3 separate regions of the Homo sapiens genome follow, and regions 1 and 2 are each linked to region 3. Evidence: chromatin contacts called from ENCODE Hi-C or POLR2A ChIA-PET data. All regions are on one chromosome and are shown on one strand. The core of a region is the stretch at or near the end of the contact, and the rest is flanking DNA. Distances in the headings are between cores, read along the strand shown.

The links. A loop is a pair of places that touch in the nucleus more often than their neighbours do. ChIA-PET counts read pairs that join two places held with the same protein, here RNA polymerase II (POLR2A). Pooled maps may share reads with other maps.
Region 1: a map of PC-3 shows a loop between it and region 3 (7-fold over the local background). The contact joins two enhancer-like sites. A Hi-C loop is called at or near these places in 6 of 168 maps with a recorded cell type or tissue (Calu3, PC-3, PC-9 and 3 more), 3 of 37 single-sample maps with no recorded cell type and 14 of 50 pooled maps. POLR2A ChIA-PET finds 5 or more read pairs at or near these places in 6 of 52 experiments (HepG2, MCF 10A, PC-3 and 3 more).
Region 2: a map of PC-3 shows a loop between it and region 3 (6-fold over the local background). The contact joins the promoter of KIAA1549 here to the enhancer-like site in region 3. A Hi-C loop is called at or near these places in 5 of 168 maps with a recorded cell type or tissue (IMR-90, PC-3, PC-9 and 2 more), 7 of 37 single-sample maps with no recorded cell type and 8 of 50 pooled maps. POLR2A ChIA-PET finds 5 or more read pairs at or near these places in 6 of 52 experiments (CD8-positive, alpha-beta T cell, H1, PC-3 and 3 more).

What each region holds. Positions count from the first base shown.
Region 1 is chr7:138,889,558-138,892,257 of GRCh38, forward strand. All of the region lies in intron 10 of KIAA1549, which reads right to left. Among named protein-coding and RNA genes, the nearest start is that of KIAA1549, 90 kb to the right of the region's middle. Within about 2 kb of position 1,299, at least 7 of the 41 ENCODE cell types and tissues checked have a DNase peak (open chromatin) inside an H3K27ac peak, as active enhancers do; they include PC-3 and PC-9, where a contact is called at or near this core.
Region 2 is chr7:138,980,049-138,982,748 of GRCh38, forward strand. KIAA1549 reads right to left here and starts at 1,341. Exons shown (of 20, transcript NM_001164665.2): 1 at 1,035-1,341. The coding sequence starts at 1,221. RefSeq lists silencers at 1-249, 1,089-1,218, 1,259-1,638, 1,659-1,788 and enhancers at 260-1,146, 1,769-2,118.
Region 3 is chr7:138,934,280-138,936,979 of GRCh38, forward strand. The region is part of intron 1 of KIAA1549; the gene reads right to left. Among named protein-coding and RNA genes, the nearest start is that of KIAA1549, 46 kb to the right of the region's middle. Within about 2 kb of position 1,337, at least 10 of the 41 ENCODE cell types and tissues checked have a DNase peak (open chromatin) inside an H3K27ac peak, as active enhancers do; they include PC-3, PC-9 and endothelial cell of umbilical vein, where a contact is called at or near this core.

The DNA.
Region 1 (2,700 bases), core at 49-2,548, 45 kb before region 3:
GACCAGATGAATTTCAAAACGCTCAACTGAAGTACCAAACTGACTGGTTTTTTTCTGGGTAACCAAGAAAACGGCACGTGTCATAAATGAAATATACAAGTCCTCTTGGCTTACTGTTGATTCTGACCAAAGTCTTTAAATACATCCATTAGATCCTTGCACTTCTCACAAACTGAGTGAGTCATCACCTTCTATACCAATAGAAATTTGGCAACCAGTCTGTGCGTATTATGCACAAAACAAAAGCCATCTACACACAGAAGGAAAACCTAGAGGGAACACTGCCCCTCCTCCCTTAGATAATTACCTTCTTTTGTCTCATCTCTACTTGCCAGATCACTTTTTCTAGTTTCTCCACTTCTTTTAAAATAGAACCTAGAGTTCAGTCTGGCTGGTATACAATGTCTCCAGCTCCCTCCCACATGCAGCATAGGTTTAATCAGTATTTTATAAAAGAAGAATCAAGATTAATGAGAGTGTTCAATATTCATATTAGGACCGAGTTATTTCTGAAGAAGGATGGCTCTTTTGTTCTTTCTCTCTTTAACATATCACAGAGGGAACAGGCCACAGTGTCTGTGCCCCACCGGAATACGTCACCAACAAGCCCAGGAGACTGACTGGTGGGCAGGTCAGCCAAGTAATGAGAGAGACGCCTGATGAATGTGAACACGTGGGCCATAAATACAGTACAGCCCAGGTGGCACAAAACGCAGTGAAGCCCACAGTATTCGGGTTAGCCTGAGCCCCTGGGAAGGAGTTGAGATGACAATAGAAACACAGAGCAAATCCCAAAAGTGTCTGAACAAAAATTTGCCATCATGTAGCGAGTGCCATTGAAAGCATTTATTACCTGATTGATGTCATTTGTGAAACGTCACCACAACCACCATGCTGCTTCCATTTAGGAAGTGGAGACAAGGCAAAGTTATTGCCATCTGTTTGTCTTCAGTGCAGCCCCACACGGGCACTCCCGTAACCCTGTGGTCCCGGAGTTTGGGAGAGCAGGGCTCCCAGATTCTCCCACCCACAGGTGACACCCGGCACGGTCAGCCAGCTGTGGGTGAACTGAGACCACCTACACGTTAGGTGTGACAGGCGACCTTTGCAGAGAATCAAACAGCAACCATAGGGAATGAGCTGACCTTGGCTGAGATGGAACGATATGCTCACAGAGCCTCTTTTCAATTCACTGTCCATACTGCCTCCCAAAGGGATCGTTCCAAAAGCAAATGTGTTCAAGCTGCTCTCCCTGCTGAAAACCTTTCAATGCTTGCCCACTGCTTACAGCATAATTTGCAATCCCTTCTATGTCCTGAAAACCCCCCAGGGCCTGGCTCTCTGCCACCTGGCTTTCGGCTGTGCCCTTTTTTATGACCTTTGCTCTAGCTTCCTGAGCTGCCCTCCGCTCCCCCACTGGGCCCGCCTTCATCTCCACCGTGAAGCTTCAGCCCTGGTGTCACCTCCTTGAAGAAGGTAGAAGTACCCCACCACTGCAAATGGGGTGCCCCCCTCCTCTGTGTTCTCCAGACATCCTTATACTCCTGGATGTCTGCTTTCGGATGGCTCGTCCTTCTCCCTTGCTAAAGCCCTGGAATGCAGAGATCGCGTGCTATTTGTGTTGGTAACTGAGCCGGATCTGGTGTGGCTCACAGCAAATGCTCAATGTTTGGTGAGTGACACCCAGTGCCTGAGGCAGCTCCAGCCGGTTGCCCAAAGTGCTGCCCTTTAGAAGCAACCAAGGGCAGTCAGGAGCTCTGGTCTGACACCAGTAACGAGGTGTGGACTATCCCCCATCAGAAGGAATAAGTTTCCATGAGGCCAGTGGCATCCAGCCAATGCCATTCATGATGAAGAGGATCCGGGCTGGAGTTTTTTAGGCAACAGTAACAAATGATGACTTGAGTCTACAGATAGAGAATACAGATAAAAGAAAGCATGGGGTTTTCTTCTTTATTACTGAAAATAAGCAAAGGCTGTGCCTCAAAACAAGACAGAATGGCCTCTCCCTCCTATCATATTTCAAAATTAATCTACTCCCAGACAATCTGAAGAGGTTTCCTTCTCGTTACGAGGGGAAGGGGGGTGCAGATTTTAGGTCAGCAGATTTATTGTTTCCAGATGTTTGCAGCTCTGGGATTTGCTGAAGGATTTCCGAGAGTATGGTGAGGCGCATCAGGAGGTGGGGAGAGCAGAACGGAGAGAGAGACAACAGCCACATGAGCAGGAGACAGAGCTCTTGAAGTCATAGGGGAGGGTGACATCTCTGCACATTACCCTGAGGACGAGGCTAGAGGCCCTTTGCTATGGCCACATGACCTTAAAAGAAACACGTATGAACTAAAGACATTTGTTTTTAAACTAAATGAAGAGATCATTTTCCCATTTTAAACACACGACAAAATCTATAGGGTGGGTTCCTGTGCCAGCAAAACACGACTGAGCTTCTGCAACACTGGCAAGGCTTTGCCCTCCTAACAGTGTCAGAAGACAGTTATTCTTTTGGGGAATCCTCCCTGCAGGACCTTTTCTGTAAACCTGTTGTCAGGATGTATGGGCAGGTCTTTGCAGCCCTGAAGGAAAAAGAGCAGCTCTAAGGGCTGGAAGTTCCATCTGAAACTCTGTCCATTTGATTTACAGCCACATCTGGGACTTGAAAATGTTTAGGAAGTAAAAGTGAGAGAAGGAGAAAGCTTGGGG
Region 2 (2,700 bases), core at 91-2,590, 46 kb after region 3:
CAATTCCTCCCAGCCACTGAGTAGCCCTTTGGCCCTGCTCCCACGAGAAAGGAGGATTCGGAGCAGCGTTCACGGCTTTCTGGTTTTTGTTCTGTGTGCAGCAGCTCTCCACCCCTAGCTGCTCCTTCCACCTTTCCTTTTCCGCCTCAAAGTGGTCAAGTGCCTGTGCAGGGGCAATCGCTGGCCTGCAGTGTCAGCTCAGAGACGGTTTCCAGACCATCCTGTGTACAGGCTCAGGGTGGACAAATAAACATTTTGGAGAAGCAATAGGAATTAAATCATTTCTTCCACAACAAAACCCTTATGCTTCTTCATAAATCATGCCTCTTCATTCCATACTGATGAACAGTCACTAAATTGCATCTGTTATAAAAACAGCCCTTACTCCTTTCATGCCCAGACACTTAAGAATCAAAATATTTTCACACTCCATTGTACTAATAATGCCTTGCAGAAGTAATACCAATAGCTATTTCCCTGGAAAGATCCGTGGCCAGGGCGCTTTCCAAGAGGTTTTCTTTGAATGTTCTTTGTGTCCTGCTGTACGGGGGGACACGGCCGGCCTGCCCGCATCTGGGGGACGCTGGGCTTGTCCCGGTAATGCAATACTCTTTTAAAGCACACCTCGAATCCACCTCTTCGCCCCGACAATAAAGTATCTCAAAACATTCGATATGCCACATCATACAGCCTTGACAAAAAAGCACGCCGGTGCCTGCATTCTGCAGGAAAAACCAGGCACATTCTGAGATGAAGCCACCAGACCCGCTTCGGGTTCCATGGACAAGAGAACAGCTTTGCAGACCCCTTAGCAAGACCGGCCAGAAGCCGCTCGCTTGTTCGTTTTAATTATTTATTTCCCCCGTGCCTTTATTTGTTGGGCCCCAGAAGAATGGCAAAGCATCTTCCAGAAAGGACGGCGAGGGAGCTGGAGAATAAAAGAGGATGGGCGGGGAAAGCCGGGGTTTTGAAAACAGCAGCGATAAAGGCAGGCGGGGTCGCGGCCGCGTTCCGAGGGTCTCGGCGGAGCTTACCTGGGGCGCACGAGGCCGGCCGGGCCAGCAGCAGCAGCCAGAGGCCAGGAAGCAGCAGCCCCGGGCGGCGGCGGCGGGCGCAGCGGGCGGAAGGCCGTCGGCCGCTCGGCCCCGGGGCCAGCGCGACCCCGGCGCGGGGCTTCCCCTCCATGGCCGCGCCTCGGCGTCGGCGCCGCGCCCCCGGCATTCCCGGCCGGCGCCCCGGCCCGGCCTCGCGGCTCAGCGGCTCTCGGGTCCGGGAGGGGCGGCCGCTGCGGCTGCGGCTGGGACGGGGCGCCGCGCACCGGCGCGGAGGGAGGCCGGAGAGGCGGGGGCGGGCCGGGCCGGAACCGAGGACAGGGGCGCCAGCCGCACGCCCGCCTTGCCGCTCCGCCCCCTTCGGAGCCTCGGAGCCGCTGCCCGGCAACGCGCGGGCCCGGGCGCGGGACGGCGAGCACCCCCTCCCGGCCGGCCGGACGCCTGCCTGCCTGCCTGCCTGCCTGCCTGCGGGGCGGCCGGGGCAGCGTGCGCGGGGCTCGGCGCGGCAGAGGCGGCAAGGGCGGCGAGGCGGCGCGGCCCAGCCCTCCCCCAGGACCCGCCTTCCGGAGGGAGCGCGAGGGGCTCGGGGGGCCTGGGCCGGGCGGTGCCGCCCCGACCCGCACCCAACCCCGGGTCCCGCCGCGCGTTCCCCGGGGCGCCCGGATCAGGGTAGGCCGGCAAGCCGGGGGAGGGGTCCTCTCGCCTCCCTCGCTCCTCCTCTCCCGCCGACTCCTTGCGGGCAGCAGGTGTGTGGGGCGCCGCGCTCTCAGGACAGCCTCGGGGCCGCGGAGGGGACAAAGCCAGACAAAGTCGGGCTCCTGCGCTAGAGCTCAGCGTGCAAGGCAGGGGCGAGCAGAGCGCACGCAGCTCTCCCCCGCCTTCCTGCCTTAAGAAGGTGCGGCCACCTCTGCGGGTCTTCGGGAAGCGACCCTGCGCTCAGGGCCTGGGAGGCCCGCGGGACCCTGCACTTAGCAGGCCTTGAGCAGGCGGCTGCTGAAGCGAATGGGCGTGGAGCTGGGGAGACCCGCAAGGCCAGGCCGTTTTAGGGAAAGTGGCGCTCCTGAGAGGTGGAGAGAATGCCCAGAGAGCGTTTGAGGGTTGGAGTCCGCGGGGGGAATGAGGAACGGGAAGAAGGGAGTTGACATCTGTCAAGTACCTACTGTGTGCCAGGCACGTCACTCTGAAGACGCCCCGTGGCTTCAGGGTCTAGGGAGGAGGAATTGGAAGTTTTGAATCGTTGCATCCCACTGGCATTGTTGCATCAAGCAGATATTAACGGTGTGTGTGGGGGACACTATCTCGTGCAGAAAAACTATGGCAGACAGCGGAAAAGGTGAATCATTACACTGGCAGAGGGATCCTCGCGGCTATTCAGTCGGGTTCCCCTGCCAGGCCCAGCCCTTGAAGGGGCTGCCCAGCCTTGCAGCTCCAACTCTTCTGGACTCCTTGCCCTTGGCGAATAGTTCTTCCTAAGAATAGGACAGGGGCACTCTTCTGTAGGTACACACCTGGTCCTTACAGGTGGGTACTTGAAACCTGGTAGTTTCAAGGAAAATGAGAATAAAGGTTAAAAAAAGCTTTTGTTGATGTTCCTGGTGTTTTTACACGTTATTGTAACCCCCCATCATACAGCCCCTATGTTTATTAC
Region 3 (2,700 bases), core at 87-2,586:
GAAAATTACTACCATGGAGGACAGACTGAGAGAGTGAGTCCAGAGACCAGGAAACTTTACAGATTTACTTGTGAGAATTGGTGGGAATTCTGGTTAGAGGGCCTCTCTGAATACAGTATTTGCTACTAAAAAAAAAAAAAAAAACAAGTCCAGAACATCCACTGAAAATAGGGAGTGGTTGAGGGATGGGGCGGAGTACACCAAGAGAGCGGAGAATTCGTGATGTTTGAATTGCCATATGTCACATCTTTGATTCCTGACTCAAATAAGAGACACCATAGTGTAATAATAGAGAGTGCCGGAGATGAGAGCTTGCAGGCCTCGGGCCGCATCCCCGCCCACCTGGAGGAGCCATTTCACATTCCTGGGTCTCAGGTCCTTCATCCTCTAACAAGATACGTGGTCCCTGAAAATCACTACCTGAAAAATGGGTGTTGAGATCTGACTTCCCAAGTGGAAGGAAAATAGGACCCTATGTATATGCTATGAGGTTTTCTCTAACCCTCAAACCATAAGGGGTTCCCCAGAAAGAGAAAGGGGAGCCCCCAAATGATGAATGGCCATGATACCGGCAGTGGGCAGCTTCAGGTTTAGCTGGAAAAACACCAGCTCATAAAAAGCACAGCTCTTCAGCACTGGCAAAATACAATCCCATCCAGAGAGGGATAATGGGGCCAAAGTCTCCAGAACATTCCACAGAAAACAGAACTGGGCGCTGTTCTATCTCCAACTTGCTCAGTGCCCCCCGGAGAAATCCCTCGTAATTAGTCACCCCTTCCATTTCCTCCTCTAAAGATGGAACACAGATAACAATTAGTGACCTCACCCAAACATAAAGAGAACTCATGTGGAACTTCAGAAAACAATGACTGCAACCAAACAATACTGAAATACTAATACTGCAAGGCTTTTAAAAATTCAACTATTCTAGCTAAAACATCAGTTTAGGCTTCATGGTGGGGTTTGGGGACTCTATTTCTGTGCATGACTTTCTCATTTGAGGAGCTAAGGATATTAAAATGTTGGTTTAATTGAAGGCAAGGTCCAGAGTATTTACCAAAAGATATTCTGTTTTGCTTTGTTTTGCTTTATTCTTTCCTAAATAAAATGCAATCCTCTTTCACCAACCTAGAAAGCAAGACTGTCAGCACTTTGAGTAACCAAAACAAACTAAACTACTCAATTCACTAACAACAAAGGCAAAAAAATTTCTGTCAGCCATCTGTTTCTAAAATAATTTAATTTAAAACACAGTCCTGTAACAACAGGGAAAAGGACACCATCAGCTTCCAGATAATCTTCTGTCTCCTATTACACTCAGAGCAGGAGTGGCACACGACATCCCATGACTAAGCATGAGCAGGCACCTTCCCTCCCAACAGCAGGAGCCAGCAGCAATGAACATCCACACCGACGTCCAAGCTGCCAGGAGACACCACTGCCTCCCTGGGGGGTATTAATTCCAACAAACAGTAAACAGCTTATGTGGCAGGCTCAATGCCTTAATTCGGCTCTAAATTAAGCTTTTATTTTATATCAAGGGATCAGGAGGCTTAAGAGAGAGAGGGGTCACGCCGGCTGGAAGCAGCAGCAAGGACAAAGGCACCATGTCTGGACAAAGTGGGATGTGTCTGCAGTGGTTGGAGAGAATAATACTAGAAAAGTTGGCCCAAGAGTGTGAGAATGTTGGCAGACAATAGGAAGGAATAGGATATTTTGAGCAGAGCAGCTTTTTGACCAAAGTTATCCTGCAGAAAAATCAATCTGGCAGAGCGGAAAGAAGCATAAAATAGTGCTCCATCATACACACAGATATGCATGGTTGATGTGGCAAGGAGTGTGATCAGGACGGTGAAGGGAACAGAAAAGAAGTTCCATGTCAGAGAGACTGCACTAAGGTAAAAAAGATGATCAAATTCAGCAGCCAGTGGAATGGATGGGGAAGACAGAACAAAAAGTCAAAGGTGATTCTAAGTCACAGTTACAACTGTCCACTAGGCAATTCCACTTGAGTATCCAACAGGCTCCTAAAAAAACCCTGACCCTCCCCCATATGCCACTTAATAGCTCGTGCCTGTAAGCCAGGTCCTGCCAGCACTGTGGACCCTCACACATCTTCCTTCCCACCGCCACCAATTAATTTAGGCCTTACAATGACCCGCTCAGAGCCCTGCCTCGCACAACTTCTGTGAGAGACAGGCTTTCCAGGACACTGAAGTGCAGGAAGCAGAGATGTTCTGAGTCCATGGACATTGCCTGCTTCTTCGCTCACTCTGGGTTTGGTTTGGGAACCAGGAGAGGCCACAGCATCCACAAACATCCTTTCAAATGGCTTCTGTTTCCTGGGTGGTGTCTTAAGCCCCATATGCAAAGGGTGGCAGCACTTCCAGCATGACAAGTTCCCACCTTGTCCAAACAGTGTCACTAGAGAACTAGAGATGTGTGACCCCCCCCACCCCCACACAAACACACCCCCCAAACGCTGGTACTGTGGGCCAAGGGAAGGTATGCTAAGAAACCCTGTAACTGCCCCGGCCCTGATTAGAGGTGTGTGTTCCTAGCCATGGTAATCAGTCAGGGCTGTGGTCTCTCTCTACGAGCCATAACCCACCCTAAGCTCTGCAGCCTCCTCTATCCCCTCCAATCCATCTGGAGTTTTCTAACGTGCAGAGCTGATCAATCAATTCTGTATATATGAAG